Linked DNA regions of Homo sapiens: all the other regions are linked to region 3. A link is an interaction called in ENCODE POLR2A ChIA-PET data of the cell type or tissue named here. Cell type or tissue: GM12878. All regions are shown on one strand. Region 1 overlaps JARID2 (jumonji and AT-rich interaction domain containing 2). Region 2 overlaps DTNBP1 (dystrobrevin binding protein 1). Region 3 overlaps JARID2 (jumonji and AT-rich interaction domain containing 2). Region 4 overlaps JARID2 (jumonji and AT-rich interaction domain containing 2).

Region 1 (4,000 bases), 61 kb after region 3:
TGCTGGCTGGATGCAAGGTGATAATGGGGGTTTTGCTCACCTAAGCTGTGTTCTTGCAGCTTTCCCTAGTTTTACACGTGGATGGTGGAGCTGTTTTGGCCCAGGGCAAACCGGGTTACAGCACTCACACATGCTACATTAAAATCCATTTGAACTGTTGGCACAGGTTGGCAGACATTCCATTGTTTTCAGACAATAGTGACTCAAAGTTGAACTGGCTCCAGGGAGCAAGTGTGGCTTTTGTACAGTAACAGGGATTTAATGCCAGCCAATTGACGGAGTCTGTGTCTTGCCCAAGGAAGGGATGCCTTGTAATGACATGAAGCGTACATTTAAATATCTGGCTTGAGATCAGAAACTTGCGGTGGATCTCTTTTCCCTTGCTTAACACATTTCTTCTTTATTTACAGTGATTCTTTTTTTTGCCCCTTTCGTTTGTTTTGGGGTGTGGACAGGAAGAAGGTATTTTAATTTGGGGGTTAGTTCGGTCCCATCTTCAGGGTCTTCTTTTCCTTTGTTGCCTTGCTAGCAGATGTTTCGGCTGACTTTCTGTAATGGTCCTTGTCTGGATTTTTCTCTTTCAAGGAGGTTAGGCCTTCTGAACTGTATTATTTCAGGTCATACACTGCATAATTCCAGGATATCTTATAACTTTTGCTGGATGCCAAGTAAGGACTCCTGTTTCATACACATCTAATAATCTAATAATACACATCAGGATTCCCTCTTGTGTTTGGATGAGGTGCCTTTATTAGCATGGGTAATTGGCAAGATAGGGGCGTCTGGTTCTGGGAGGCGCTTGGAGACAGGTAAAAGTAGAAGGCCAGCTTTGTCAGCTTTCTCTAAAAATTATATTTTTCACATGTGGATCTTTGCCATTGCAGCAAGAGCTTTCGAAAAGATCATTCTTCTTATATTTGCGCAACTCCTTTCTCTGAAGAACGCAAAGCACTTATATACTTTATTCAAAATACTTCAGCAAGTCCTGGAGGGCGGATAAGAGGAAGCAGCCAGCTGGTCTGTAGTTCAGGGAATTGAGGCCCAAACGGGGTTGGTGAGCAGAACTAGACATCAAAATCAAGAGTCTGTGCATGGAGTGAGGGTATTAAAAACCTTGCGATCAGTTTCTCATAGGGCTGCCTTCCTTGAGGGTCTCTTCCAGGAAACTTGTGTCAGCATCTAAATATGCGAACAAAGCTTTTGGGGAACATTGTTTAGGACAAGCTCCCTGGAGGTATAGTTGTGAATTCCCCTAGGAAAGTGTATCTCTCTGCCTTTCAAATTGTTACAGGATTGCTATTAAATATGTTTCTAAAGTAACTTCTTTTGCCCATATCTTTTTCATCCCTCATTGGGAGCAAATCTTACCTTCTCAGGGATGAGGTGACCCTAAATCAAAATAATAGCCTTTGGATTTAAAGATTTTGCCTGCCGTGGTGTGAAAACACTTTTCTATAGGCCGTTTAACTTTCAGAGTATGTGTATACAAATCAATATATTTGTCTCTGTTCGTTAATGTAAAGCTATTTGTATCTGAGTACAATACAATTTCCTAATATGGTTCACAGTGATGAATGCTTTTTTTCTCTCCTTAAAGAAACTAGTCCAATTATTTCTTTTAATTGGGGACAGTGTGTGGAGGACTTCTATACATTGAACTTTCTGTCTTTCTCTCTCTTATGTTCACAGGGTTTAATCTTTCCCTGTGAGAGTGAATATTTTTTTTCCTTTCCTCTTCTCTCCCTTTCTCAAATCTTACAAATTAAGACAAAAGATAATTACTTGGAGGAGTAAAACTGGCAGGTTCCCACGACACTTAAAATTAATGAGCTGTTGAGTACAAAATATACCTTGTCTTTGGCTCTGTCGGTGTTGCCCAGTCCTCCCCCTGCCCCCTTTACTTCCCGTTTAACACATGATTTGACTTTCTGGCTATGTTTGCCATTTGGGTATATCGCTGCTCTAAAACAGCATGATGGTTACAAAAAGTGGGTTTGGTTGGAAACCTTCTCTTTGTTTGCAAATGAAAGTTAATTTGATTCAGTTTTTAATTTCCGTATGTTTGAAAACTCTTCCATTTCCAGATATCTCATCAAAATATTCTTTAGTAGAGTACCTTGCTGAAGTCTTCAGGGCAGCCAGTTTATGGTTCACTATGTTAATTTCACCTGCCTCCCTCTCGTCTCCGTTTCCCCTTTCCTATAATCCTGGTACTCACCGCTTTGCTGTCCATAGTATTTTCCTGAGCAGTAGGTTTTGTGACCTCAAAATACAATCAAAGAGTTGTGCATCTGGTTTCAGGTACGGATACTGCAATGAAGGATCTGTTTTTTTCAGATAAGAAAGATACTGCTGACTAACCACAGTCACACTCTTCAAGTGTCTGTGAAAGTCCCAGCTTAGCAACTGGCCTTGCCCTGCCAAGTGATTTATCACCGAACAGGTGACTCCTGTCAGTTTTTATGTGACACATCAAGCTTCTTGAAATCATCATGTAAGGAGTAATGGAACAGATGATCTGGCCCCAGGGTTTCAGGCATTTTGAATTCCAGACCCCTTTCTACTTTTAGAAGTTATTGAGGGACCCCAAAAGGCTTTTATTAATGTGGATTATATTTATTAATATCAGCTTTAATTCTCATATCTACCATATTAGAATTAAAAGTTAAGACACTTTAAGATATTTATTCATTTAAAAAATGACACAAACCAGTTACGTGTTAAACACATATAGCATTTTTTAATGAAAAATAATCATAGTCCAAAACCAAAAACTTATTAAGAGTTACATTATTTGACCTTTTTGTTAATCCCGTTAATGTCTTACTAAGTAGGATACAGCCATATTATGATTGCTTCTGTATTCATCTCTTGAGTGTTGCAGTACATAGTTTGGTTGATGTATATGAAGAAAATCAGCTTTGGATAAATATGTATGTACATGGGAAACGGTCTTTGTAGATGATTTCAGTACTTGATAGGATAGTAGGCTCTACTGGTAGTTTCCTACAGGTCAGTTGCTCTGGGAACCTGTACCTGTATCAGTGAACTTTTCATACTGTTACATTAATATCCATTGGTTTGTCTTTTTCTTTGAATGGACCTTTAACCCATGCACTGTTTTGTAGCATCCTATGTTGTTCATTTGAAAATAATGGTTCAGTGAGTTCTTGTTAGCACCTTTGGTAATGAACAAGGGTACATCATCAAAGAATTTCTGTCGAACTCATGATGGCAGATACTGGTTTTCTGAAATTCTAATTTTTGCCTGAAAGCATGAATTCTGTCATTGGCAGCAACGACTATTAGTTACTTTCCTTGAATAGACAGGCTTGCTTTGTTCATTTTTGAAAAAAATCTAGTAACTAAGTAAAAACTACAAATAACTAAGTCCGAAGAACTATAGTGTGTTGGTCCTTCTTGAAATAAAAACAACATCCTATGAAAAAGGGGCTAGCCCAAAACTTGCACAATCACACAAGTGCTTTTCCCTAGAGATGATCATTGTATTTCTGTATATAGGAGAAGTGCTTTATGTGTAATAGCATCTTGTCACACAAAGTATGTGTGCTCAGGGGCCATGATTCAGTCATACTCACTGTTTGTATGACTTTATCAAGGTCATTCTTAAGTGAAACTGGCTGTTTTTTTTTTTTAACTGCTACTAATCCATGGTAGGGATGAAATGCATATTAGACTAGTGTATAGTAGTTTGGTGCCATTGCCTTTGTTTATGCTAAAGTACCCGTGATTTCACCCATATTTTAAAAATATATTTTGTTGAGATAAAATTCACACATTATAGAATATACCCATTAAATGTACTGTAGCATGTATCAATACTTGATTTCCTTTTTATGGCTAATACTTCATTGTATGGATATACCACTTTATCTAAATAAATATCAGTTGGATCTTCGGTGATTTCCCCCAATTTTTAACGATTAGTAATAATTCTGCTGTGAATATTTGTGTGCAAGTTTTTATGTGGACATATTTT
Region 2 (4,000 bases), 170 kb after region 3:
CTCTGGTTAATTACTCCCACCTTAGTGTACTTATTTCTATTATTTCTATATTATATTCAAATTATATATTTGCCTTTCTAATCTATAAGCTTTGCCACAGTCCTTTAGCTCCCTGAGGACAGAGGACAGTAACATCATCCAACCTGAGTCACTTAAGTATTGTTCAATGGCAGCTGAATAGTTTTGTCTCACACGTTAAGCCAACTCTTGAAGTGAACCAACAAATTCTACTGAAGTTTACCACCTAGCATCATCATCCCTATCTGTAACATGCTAAGGGCTGCCAAGCCAGTAATATGCATAAGCCACATCCACGAGTCATCCAAACAAGTGAGACTCCTCACAGCCTCAGAAGTCTCCAAGTCAGATGACTTGGTGCCTTCTATTTTTACTCAAATTTAGCCATCATCATCACTGGGAATTGCTCCCCTTCTAAGATTTCAAACTGAAATCTCTTCTTTGACCACAAGATCCACCTCAACCACTAAAAGTGTTCTTCCCCTTTACGGGGTACCTCACCTGTACCATTCAGCCTGCTTATTCTGCTGGTCTGGTCAGGCCTCCCCTCTCTCTAGTCAGAACTCCACAGCCAATCATTTCAATCATAGTCTCACTAGCATCCATGGTTACCATGCCTGCTGGCCCATCTTACATGTCTTCCCATTTCCAACTCTGTGTTAACCAAAGCATATTTGTTTTGCTTTTTTATTTCTGCTTCTGAGCCTAGCCCTGAAAATTCAGATTATCATTCCTTACGTGAATTCTCAAAAAATTATTTAATCCTTCCATGTCAACTTTTCCCTATATTATCAGCCATCCTTTCCTTCTCTAAGGTCTTAGGAAAAGAGACATCCCTGGATACTCTCCAAGGATAACCTATCTGGATACCACTTCTTTCCATTTTCTTTGGTATCATAATGACTCCTTCAATATCTTCAACTATACCTCCCCTGACTTTGACCCGGATCCCATCTCATTACATTTTCATTTTTTTCTACCATTCATGATTGAATAGTTAGTTCATGTCACCTTTATTTCCTAACTACTCATACACTTCTTTTTTTGGAGACAGAGTCTTACTCTGTTGCCAAGGCTGGAGTGCAGTGGCACAATCTTGGCTCACTCACTGCAGCCTCTGCCTCCCAGGTTCAAGCAATTCTCATGCCCCAGCCTCCCAAGTAGCTGGGACTATAGGCGCCCACCACCACGCTGGGCTAATTTTTTGTATTTTTAGTAGAGATGGGGTTTCACCATGCTGGCCAGGTTGTTCTCGAATGCCTGACCTCAAGTGATCCGCTTGCCTCAGCCTTCCAAAGTGCTAGGATTACAGGCGTGAGCCACCATGCCCGGCCTATTCATACACTTCTGATTTTCAATTCGGATTCAACCTTTACAAACAGCTCTTTCAGGTCACCAATGACCTGTTCATTGTCAAATCCAACAGGCTCTCTCCATTCAGCTCAACTTCTCTGCATTACTTATATTATGGATAACCACCTTTCCTCCTTTAAACTCTCCTCTGTAGTTTTTTTGTCACTACGTTGCCTTAGTCTTCCTGTTTCTCTGACCACTTTTGTCCTACCTCATCCACTGGCTCTGCTTTCCAGAGCTAAGTCTTCAATGTCTTATGTCTTTAAAGACTATGAAAGCTTATGTACTCTACATGTGCTTACAATAATGGAATTCCTTCCCCATTAAAAATATAAAATAAGGACTTTTATGATCCTATCCTCTTTTTCTGCTGTCTAATATTTGAGTGATGTCACTAAAAATTTTAAATGAATGCAGTATTTGGGGAACACAGAAAAATTTCCTACTGCCAATATTAAAATAAGAACAACAACTGGTTTCAATAATCTTGTAGAGATTGGCCATATGCACCAGAAGGTGAACGTAACTCATCAACCTCAATGGAGTATTAGAAGGGAGAATCCAGAACATGGTGGATGATATTAATCTACATTACTAACTTTGAGGGTTACTAATTTGGTATTTTGGTTCTCAAAAGTTAGTTTTCCCCCAATTTAGAAAAGAGCTTCTAAATATAAGTTGAATAAAGCAATTGGAGGAAGTAACACCTTTTATTTTCCTGCAACCTGAAAAGGAAAAAGGCAATATTCAAAAAATAATAAATTGCCACAATATGTTCGAACAAACTTTTACAACTTTTTTTCTTCACTAATACTTTGGAAGAGCTATTAAATTTCTGTTTTTCTTGTTATAGGGTACTTTTTTTTTTTTTTTTGAGACAAGAGTCTCATTCTGTGGCACAGGCTGGAGTGCAGTGGCATAATCTTGGCTCACTGCAACCTCCACCTCCCAGGTTCAAGCGATTCTCCTGCCTTAGCCTCCTGAGTAGCTGGGGGTACCACCACGCCTGACTAGTTTTTGAATTTTTAGTAGAGATGGGGTTTCACCATGTTGGCCAGGCTGGTCTTGAACTCCTGACCTCAGGTGATCCCCCTCGGCCTCCCAAAGGAGGCCCTTCCAAAGTGCTGGGATTACAGGCGTGAGCTACCATGCCCAGGCCACGTTTTAAAAATATTAGCAAAACACTCAAGAAGAAACAATTTTGAATGAACACTGATAATAAAAATCTAGATATAATGCAACATTCAATTTAGGGTTTGTTCATATTTGAGATCTTTAATTGGACTGTGGGTGGATTTGATGTGCTGTTAATTGTACATAATTAGGAATGTGTGTATAAACAAGATATTTCAGCCTAAATTGAATTATTCTATCGGGTAATATACAACACTACCTAACCTTTTGCAAACTGCTATTCTCTTCTTTTTCTCTGAATATTGTCACACTAAAAAAAGTACGCCTCAGCACTGAGATGCAAGTAAAACTGACATTTTACATAATCTGTGTCCCTGCCCTGTCTTTTAATATTAACTTGATTGTTTTTTTCATCTCTTACTGTTATATAAGAAGATACTAAACTAGTCAACCAAAAGAAAAGAATGAGAAGGAAAAGGCATTTTATAAGGATTTCAAATCTTATTTTAAACCACTGATTGAAAAAAGAATGTATACAAGTAGTGGTTTACAAATTGAATTAAGAACAATGACAGCCATGACAACACATTGTATCACATGATCATTTAACATTACCTTCAACAAACTGGCCATGAACTTAATCATTTACTAGAGCCGTAGTAGGTCAAACAGAAATCCAGCCAAACAAAGCTGTTCAATAATAGCTATAGGAGGAATATGCCTTTATACCTTTTATCTTGAGAATTTGTCATTTTTTCTAAATCCAAACAGATCACACATATAAACAATTCAACCATAAATGATATACTTGGAAATCTTTAACCATTCGGTAAATCTAAAGGACAATGCTGGTTTATACGTGAAGTATAATAAGCATAAAACAACAAAATCAGAAGTGATTTAATAAGTAATTCAAAAAGTTTTCTCAGTTATTGAAATGAATCTCTCGAGAATAGGATTTCTACTACTTAATTGCTCATGAGTAATTAATTGAAAAATGGGAAACTGGAAGAACCTTGAGCTGCTGGAAAGTTTGTGTTTTTTTCTGTTTTTCACTAGTGTTTCTCCATGACCAGTAAGGGTCAACATAACCAAGAATTATTCTCTAGCGTCCCTCCTTCAGGCATTCCCTAAAAGTAAAAAGTAATGCTGGGTGCTTTTGGAATCTCAGAATATATTTCATCTGAGCCTCTAATTTTACAGATGGAGAGAGAAACTGTGCCTGAAAAGGTAAGAGACTCATCCAAAGTCACAAGACAGCAGCAGAGCAGGGCCCAGCACTGAAGACCTCTCAGGAGGTTCGAGTGACTGCAAGGTCAATTACAGGGGCACCTCTTGATCTTTGTCACCATTCCCTTTCCACATGGCCCAGACTGTACAAGAGAAACCAGAATCTTCTTAAACTATGATTCTCAACAACCTCAAAGTTAGCACTGCACCTTCCTAACACACCACTTATAAAGGTCATTAGCAGGAACTCTCACTTGGTACATGT
Region 3 (4,000 bases):
TTTGGTCTGAGTTACTTTGATGGTATAAAATACTTTTATTTACTTCGAGTTTGAAAGGAAGATAAGCCCAAATGTATACGAATCTTCTTGATAGCATGCATGAATTGGGATTATTCAAAGTGAGCATCCTTAATAATTGGAATTATATTAAATAAGTGCCTAGTTTTTACTCATTCCTGTATCAAAAATAAATTAGTAGTATAATTTACTATTAAATGCAAAAAAGTGAAAGCAAAACAATCAGCAAAAGGCTTAACATTTCTCTTAACCCTTGATTTATATTTAGAAGCTTCCACTGATCAGGTTATTTGGAGTTTATTTTGTTCTTACAACCTGGAGATATATTTTATAAATAAGAGAAGTACTAGTTTAATTTTCAACTTTAGAGTTATCATGGGTGAAATGTACTCTCTACTACAGAAAGTAAAGAAAAATTGAGTAATAGATTATGATGTGGCAGTTTTGAACACAAAAGATGTGGAAGTAAATATAAAGTAAATATGGGTAAATCTCGCCTATCTTCTGTTTCAAGTTATCTACGTAGTTGCCATTTTTGTTTCTAGTATCATTTGCATTTGCTTTTGCTTGAAGGATTTTAACATTTCTAACATTAGGTCTGCTGTTGATCATTCAGCTTTTGTATGTCTGGGAAGATCTCATTTCACCCACATTAAAAAAATACTTTTATGATAATTGTAGAATTACATGCAGTTATACAAAATACACCTTCATTTCTTATAGATATTTTTGCTGGGTATAAAATTTTAGGTTAATAGTCATTCACCATCAGTACTTCAGTGACACTGCCCCACTGTCCCGATGTGCATCATTTCTGATGAGAATCCTGTTGTTATTTTCATAGCTTTGTAGGAGCAATCATTTACCACAATTTTCTTTTGAATCCCTTACTGGTTTTAGGCAATTTGATACGATGTGCCTTGGCAGTTTTTATTTCCAGAGTTTGAGATTCATTGAGTGTATTAGGTTTGTAGATTTCATTTACTATGGAAAAATTAGAGCCATTATTATTTCAAATATTTTCGTGTGCATTCGTCTCCCCTTTGGGGACCTAATTTTCATATATATTACTCTGAAGTTGTCCCATAGCTCATGTGTTTTGTTCCTTTTTTGATCTGTATGTTGCATTTTAGATAGTTTATACCCTAAATCTGCTGGTAAGACTATTGAATATATCTTTTATCTCAGACATTGTTATTATATTTTAGAAGTTACAGCTGGGCACGCCTGTAATCCTAGCACTTCGGGAGGCCGAGGCGGGTGGATCACCAGGTCAGGAGTTCAAGACCTTCCTGGCCAACATGGTGAAACCCTGTCTCTACTAAAAATACAAAAATTAGCTGGGCGTGGTGGTGCGCATCTGTAATCCCAGCTACTCAGGAGGCTGAGGCAGGAGAATTGCTTGAACCCAGGAGGCGGAGGTTGCAGTGAGCCAAGATCACACCACTGCACTACAGCCTGGGTGACAGAGCAAGACTCCATAAAAAAAAAAAAAAGAAGTTAGATTTTGGTCTTTCCATAATCTTCAGTGTCTCTAGTAATATGCTTATTCTTTGGTGTTTCTTGAACATGTGGAGTACAGTTACAAGAGATATTTGAGTATATGTGCTATTTTTGTCTTCCATTATTTACAAAACAGTTTTGATTGATTAATCTTCCTCCTCATCAGTCATATTTTCCTGCATCTTTGCATGTCTGGTAGCTTTTTATTACTTGACAGACACTAAATTTTTCTCTGGCTGTGGGAAATGTTCGTATTTCTCTACATATTCTTGAGCATTGTTCTGAGATCTGATTATTAGGGAACAGTTTGATCTGTTTGGATCTTGGTTTCAAGCATGGTTAGGTAGGGCCAAAGCAGTGTTTACTGTGAGGCATTGTTTCCCTGCTACTCAGGCAAAAACCCTTACGAGTATTTTACTTGATGTCCTATGGATTATGTTTACCATGTAGGCTAGTAAGAATGGGCACTATTCCTGGTGCTTTTACAATTTGGATACTGTTCCTGCTAATCCTTTCTGGAAATACTTTCTCTTGGGTAGCTTCCTAACACAAATGTGCTTGTTAGTACTCAGCGGAAGACATGAGGAGCGCCTTTGGCAGATTCCATTGTTGTCTGTGTGGCTCTGGCCTCTGCTGTGCTCTGCCTTACACATTATATCACCTTGGCCTCCCCTTGTGTTTCTCAACCCCGGCTCTGCTTGCCCTTTCCGTAACTGCTGCAGCCTGGACATTCTCTCAGGGCAGTGAGCTGGAGGGATCATTTGTTTTCCATCCGTCAGGGATCACAGTATGTTGCTATATGGTGGCCGTTGTTTTGTGTGGATTTTTAGTTCTTTCAGACAGGCAAGAGGTATAAATCCTGTCTAGCTTCACTAAAAGCGGAAGTTCTTTCTGTTCTTTGAATGTTGAATGAGAGTGTGAGAGAGACACGTACCATCAGGAAATGGAACTAGCCACGGTCATAGCTTTTCATTTAGTTTTGTTAGTCTTTAAAAAAAAAAAAAGGTGAACAGCGTAAGTAAGCCCTGACTCCAAGAAAAAAAATTCAAAATTAATAAACATAAGCATTCGGCCTATAATAAAAATAGTAAACTCCATTCCATAATAAAGCCTGTGACTATTAGAAGTCCTTCTTTGAAGCTATGTAATCTGTCTCTTCCGTTAGGAAGAACTGACCTTAGCCTAGATAATATTGTGCTAAAAATTTTTACCTTAATTCTTTTGAAATACCTGTTTTTAAGGTTTTACCACCCTCACTTGGCAGCTGAGTTAATAGGATTTGGATCTAAGCTTTCACATCTATAATGCCTGGACTTTGCCACTGTACCATGTCACCTTCCATAAGTTGTAGCAAATGTAGGTCTGAATTTTCAGGTGTGTGCATCTGGACAGCAGTTGGCTTGGTGAGCTGTACTGGGGGTGGGGGTGCAGTTTGAACTGGGGTCTGGCCTGGTCCACAACTGTGCTGAGGGGCACCTCTTGCTGTCATGCCTAGTGTTACTCTTCAGCTGACCTCTTCTAGTAAATAATCTCTTCTGCCAAGGGATGTATTCCTTCTTTTCTGAAGTACATGAAATGCCTTGCTTCATTATAAACTGAGCGATGGATAGAAAGGGGAAAAGTTTTAGCTTATCTTGAGCAGAACCTACAGCTCCCGAAATCCTCTCTTGGGTCCTCCAATGTTAGAGGTCCTTTTGTTTAAGGACCCTGGAGAGAAGCGCGTCCAGGAGAGGGCCCAGCTCAGCTGACTGTTGTTTCAGGTAGCTGCTGCAAGTAGATCTGTGATTACTTGTTGATTTTAGTGGGTGGTTCTCTGTCCTTCTGGACGAATACTCTTTTTCTTTACTTTTCCTGCAGTGAGCTGGAGTTGGTAGGTTTGGGGTGGCTCACATCACAGTGCTTGCTTGTGCATATTCACCTTTCCCATGGAAATCTTCCAAGTGTGGGAGGGAAGTTTGTATTTCACGCACTGTGCCTTCACCTTGATCAGCAAGGTGAACCTGAGTTCCTGGGTTTCAGTGTCTGAGGTTGGATAGCACAGAGCTAAGGAAGCGTTTTCTGAGTGTGCCAGCAATTCTCGCTGGGCTGTGCATGCTCTGTTTCCTGGAGGCTGCACATGCTGCTCATCGACATTCGTGGTCAGGTTCTTTCCCTGCAGCAAAAACCCTTGGTTCAGACCTCATTTAACTCACAATTTCTCACCTCTGCTCTAGGGGTACCCAAGATGGTGGCTGTGTCTCCCCACTTCTGCTTCCCCATCAGGAAATAGAGCCCCACCATGGGTGTCTACACAATAGATGAAGCTGGTCAAATAAACACGAAATCTGACTGGTTTTGTGTGGGCTTCCCCGCTCCCCCTCCCTCTCTCAGAATTTTAAGTGCTTGGCAGAATACTGCTTATGTGACTCTGTTTTGGGATTATAAAACAATCTTTTGTATTGCTCCAGTTTACAGGAAGCAGCTCCTTTTTTCTCATTAA
Region 4 (4,000 bases), 170 kb before region 3:
TTAGGGAATACCTTTTTTTTTTAAAAATTGTTTGTTATCTAACAAACTTGTTCCCATTAACTAACCAACTTCTGGTTCTTGTCATCTCTGATAAGAGTGCTTCCAACTGTGTTTAGCCTTAATCCCCGCATGCTAAACTGGACTCCCTGTCTGCTTCATGCCATGTAACATGTAAAGTGTGGATCAGTTTAAAGTAGTCCTACTGAGGTGATTGTATTACTTTTGGAGTTAAAATAATTGTGCCATTTACTGAGTGGCAGGGAGCAGAAAGATTAGTAATTTTGCACCTAATTCATGGAGTTCAGAAGCTTCTATCTTGTAATCTGGCAACTTTAATTATATATTGTTTTACTTATGAGATATTGTGGAAGGTCTGTTCCATTTTAAATCCTTAAGCCTTACCTGTTAATAAAAATGAAACCAAATGAATCTGTTTTTTCATGTGCTCAATTATCTTTCGTTTTTTTTCCGTCCTCCAGATAACTGTACTCTTTATATCCTGTGACTCCCTAAGACAAGCCTCAATTGCTTTTCCAGGCCCCCAGTCTTTGTTTTTCTGATTCCTTTTGTCCATAAACCTTTTCCATACTTGCCTCACCCTTGCAGGCATCTTTTATTCTAGGAGGTGAGAACTCCGTGGTATCTGTCTACATTTTTGTAGAAGAAGAGTGAGCGAGATTTTATTCTCATTATCCTTCTAGGTTTTAATCTTTCTTGGGACTTCAGACAATCCTATAACCTTCTGCCAGCTTCAGGTTTTTTTAATAAGGATTTTTTTTTTTGAGACAGAGGAGTCTCTCTCTCTCACCCAGGCTGGAGTGCAGTGGCGTGGTCTCTGTTCACTGCAGCCTCCAGCTCCTGGGTTCAAGCTATTCTCCCGCCTCAGCCTCCCGAGTAGCTGGGACTAACCAGCGTGTGCCACCACACCCGGCTCATTTTTGTATTTTTAGTAAAGACGGGGTTTCACTATGTTGGCCAGGCTGGTATTGAACTCCTGACCTCATGATCTGCCCACCTCAGCCTCCCAAAGTGTTGGAATTACAGGCGTGAGCCACCGTGCCTGGCCAAATAAGGATTTTTAAAATGCAGTTCTGATTCAGAATAAAATTATCGAAAGTGGAGCTGACCTGTCATTTTGCTCTTGGTGGAAGACTCATGTTTCCAGGACTTCCTGTTCCTGTCACTTCTTGCAGGTGGCTTTTGTCTTTCTTGCTCTCTTAGGCTGTAGGAAAGAGCCCACGCAGATTGTTCCAGAGGGCAAAGTATAGATCATTCCTGCGTGAGCAGCGACTGGCAGCTCGACTACCACTCTGGGTTTCTGGTTTTTTTTTTACACTTGTACCACAGTTTGTCTTGCCACAGATTTTACTATTTTAAGGGTGCTGCCCACCTCTACTGGGGTTCTTTTTTCCATTTGAAGAAATGTCCCAGAAAAGCATGGATTATAGAAAACACCTCCAGATGACGACACAACACCCACTTCTCTTAACGGGATTGTGAAGAGAGGACTCAGTCAATTCTGAAATAACCGCCTACATTGTGAGTTTGTCTGAGAAAAGGGGTTTTTGAGTCCATTTTATAGATGAGACAAGTAAGGTGAAAAACCAGTCAGATGGTTAGTTTTCTGAATTTGCTCCCCCCTTTTGAGTTCAGAGGACATAGAAGTAACATGAACGATCAGTGGAGCCCCAAAAAGGGGAGAAGAAAAGGTTGTAAAAGGGACTGTTGGCAGCCTTTGGAGAGGCTTTTTGCTTGGGAAAGTTGGAAGGGAGGGCAGTTTTGTCAGAAGTGTCCGTCTTCCCTGCATGTTTGTATTTGTTGTTTTTTGAAGAACCAGTTGGTGGAGCTACCCCCTTATACCCAGCTGGCTGTCTCTTTGAGTCATCATTGGAAGACTGACATCCCGTGTCCCTTGGGACTGGATGGTTTGTGCTCTTCTAGTTTTACAAATGCCCCCACCACATTCTTGGGTGTATCTGAGGCCCAGTGTGGGCTGCAGTTCTCCAGACTTGCAGGAACCAGTTTGATTTCCCAGGGCTGTTGACTTTTTCTTGTACTTGTATCATTGCCCCTGACTTTGAGGCTTAGGGGACCATGGAGCACTGGGGAAATCATATGCCCTCAGTCCTCACTAGGGGCTGGGCCATCCATTAAACAAAGGCTGTCCAGATGTGTTAATGAGGCGGTGTGAGTAATGGGAACATTATACATGATTACTTACATAATCATGGGACAGATGCGGGTGTTAGAGAAAGAGGAACCCTACTGGTAGAAGTTTTTGAGAGCTATTCTTGAGAGCTGGTGCTGCCTAAAAGGTCTCAATTGGATTTTAAGTTCTAATTTTGTAAGTCTGTCAAGCTCCACCACCCATGAAGAGGAAGGCCAGTGAACACTGAAATATTATCAACAGCAGTGTTTATTTACCATGCTCCTAGAAGGTTAACAAAATACATAGCCACAGGGCCGGGCGCGGTGGCTCATGCCCGTAATCCCAGCACTTTCGAAGGCCGAGGTGAGCGGATCACTTCAGGTCAGGAGTTCTAGACTAGCCTGGCCAACATGGTGAAACTCCGTCTCTACTAAAAATGCAAAAAAGTTAGCCAGGCGTGGTGGTGGGCACCTGTAATCCCAGCTACTTGGAAGGCCGAGGCAGGAGAATTACTTGAGGAGGATGGAGGTTGCAGTGAGGTGAGTGAGACTCTGTCTCCAAAAAAAACAAAACAAAAAACAAAAAAAAAACACCACAAAAACACACAAAAACAACCACTGTGTAACCACAGTTTTGCCCCTCCATACTCCCAGTAAGAGTCTTCCGTCATACACATTGGTAAACTAGGAATTCTTTTTTTTTTTTTTTTTTTTTGAGACGAGTCTCACTTTGTTGCCAGGCTGGAGTACAGTGGCGCTATCTCATTTTCCTGCCTCATCCTCTCGAGTAGCTGGGACTACAGGCACACACGACCATGCCCAGCTAATTTTTGTATTTTTAGTAGAGACGGGGTTTCACCCTGTTGGCCAGGATGGTCTCTATCTCTTGACCTTGTGATCAGCCCGCCTCAGCCTCCCAAAGTGCTGGGATTACAGGCGTGAGCCACTGCGCCTGGCCCAATTAGGAATTCTTAACAGTAACTTTTTTTCGGGGGAGGTGAGGAGGAGGAGTGAAAAGGATAGGTTGTGTGACTCTTGTCTACCTGGAGACCTGGTTTACTGGGACAGGAGAATGTGGGAGATCTTCTGACACCCAGTTTATTGATCTCTTAAAATCTTGGTGGTTCTGTCTCCATTATTTCCCAGCCACCATTTTGGTGAGAGCTTGGTCTGAAGTGGTAGTGTATTATCTGTTGGTTCTCTCTCGGTTTCAGCCAGCTGTTAGAGTGTTTGGTGCCTGTGGGGGCAGAAACAGGTGCCAGGAGGAAATGAGAAGGGATTAGGGCTGAGCATGTGTTTCTTGCATTTAGTCCTTCTATAGGTTTGCAGAAGGGGGCTGAGTGAATGCTTATTCTGTTAAGCAGCAGACTTTTGTGCTTTGTGTATATGCCTTATTACTGCTACTAAATGGACCTAAGTAATGAAATGCCTCAGATTTGGACAGGCTTGTGAATATATGGGGTACCTCTGCAGTAATGGACAAGGTTGGGAATGTGAGCCTACTTCAAGTTTGGCCTTGTGTTAAACTGGCTGTGTGACTCCAGGCAGGCTATACAACCTCGCTGAGCTATTTCCTCATCTGGACAACTTATTTCATGCACTTCACAGGCTTGTTGCTGGGAGAGGCAGGGGAATTTTTGATGTGAAAGCACTTTGTAAACTGCATACTGCTGCACAAATGCTCAAGGTATTATTACCCAGTTGGAAATCACCAACCTGGAGACATCAGGCCTGCCGGCGGCCTTCCTAGCTGACTCAGATATAAATGAATCAAATGAATTCTGCACTTTGATTCTTAATAAAGCAAGCTGATAGCAAGTAGCAGATGCACATTGGGAAACAGAACAAGGCT

What was found. ChIA-PET counts read pairs that join two places held together with the same protein. Peaks named below come from ENCODE experiments on the same cell type or tissue, not always from the same donor. Only the 100,000 strongest peaks of a DNase experiment are listed, where the experiment ranks them.
Region 1: POLR2A ChIA-PET joins it to region 3 with 5 read pairs; 3 of 35 experiments call an interaction of 5 or more read pairs at or near these places.
Region 2: POLR2A ChIA-PET joins it to region 3 with 8 read pairs; 2 of 35 experiments call an interaction of 5 or more read pairs at or near these places.
Region 4: POLR2A ChIA-PET joins it to region 3 with 6 read pairs; 12 of 35 experiments call an interaction of 5 or more read pairs at or near these places.

What each region holds. Positions count from the first base shown.
Region 1 is chr6:15,479,745-15,483,744 of GRCh38, forward strand. The region is part of intron 5 of JARID2 (jumonji and AT-rich interaction domain containing 2); the gene reads left to right. Among named protein-coding and RNA genes, the nearest start is that of DTNBP1-AS1, 64 kb to the right of the region's middle. In GM12878, no CTCF peak of the experiment used is centred here; a DNase peak (open chromatin) is centred at 2,363.
Region 2 is chr6:15,588,882-15,592,881 of GRCh38, forward strand. The region is part of intron 7 of DTNBP1 (dystrobrevin binding protein 1); the gene reads right to left. Among named protein-coding and RNA genes, the nearest start is that of DTNBP1-AS1, 45 kb to the left of the region's middle. In GM12878, no CTCF peak of the experiment used is centred here; no DNase peak of the experiment used is centred here.
Region 3 is chr6:15,418,900-15,422,899 of GRCh38, forward strand. All of the region lies in intron 3 of JARID2 (jumonji and AT-rich interaction domain containing 2), which reads left to right. Among named protein-coding and RNA genes, the nearest start is that of DTNBP1-AS1, 130 kb to the right of the region's middle. RefSeq lists an enhancer at 3,601-3,660. In GM12878, no CTCF peak of the experiment used is centred here; DNase peaks (open chromatin) are centred at 2,400 and 3,643; H3K4me3 peaks cover 885 bases; H3K27ac peaks cover 2,364 bases.
Region 4 is chr6:15,252,297-15,256,296 of GRCh38, forward strand. All of the region lies in intron 1 of JARID2 (jumonji and AT-rich interaction domain containing 2), which reads left to right. Among named protein-coding and RNA genes, the nearest start is that of JARID2-AS1, 5.6 kb to the left of the region's middle. RefSeq lists enhancers at 1-119, 2,152-2,221. In GM12878, a CTCF peak has its summit at 1,847 (motif pointing right); DNase peaks (open chromatin) are centred at 1,605, 1,975, 3,415 and 3,735; H3K4me3 peaks cover 3,808 bases; H3K27ac peaks cover 4,000 bases.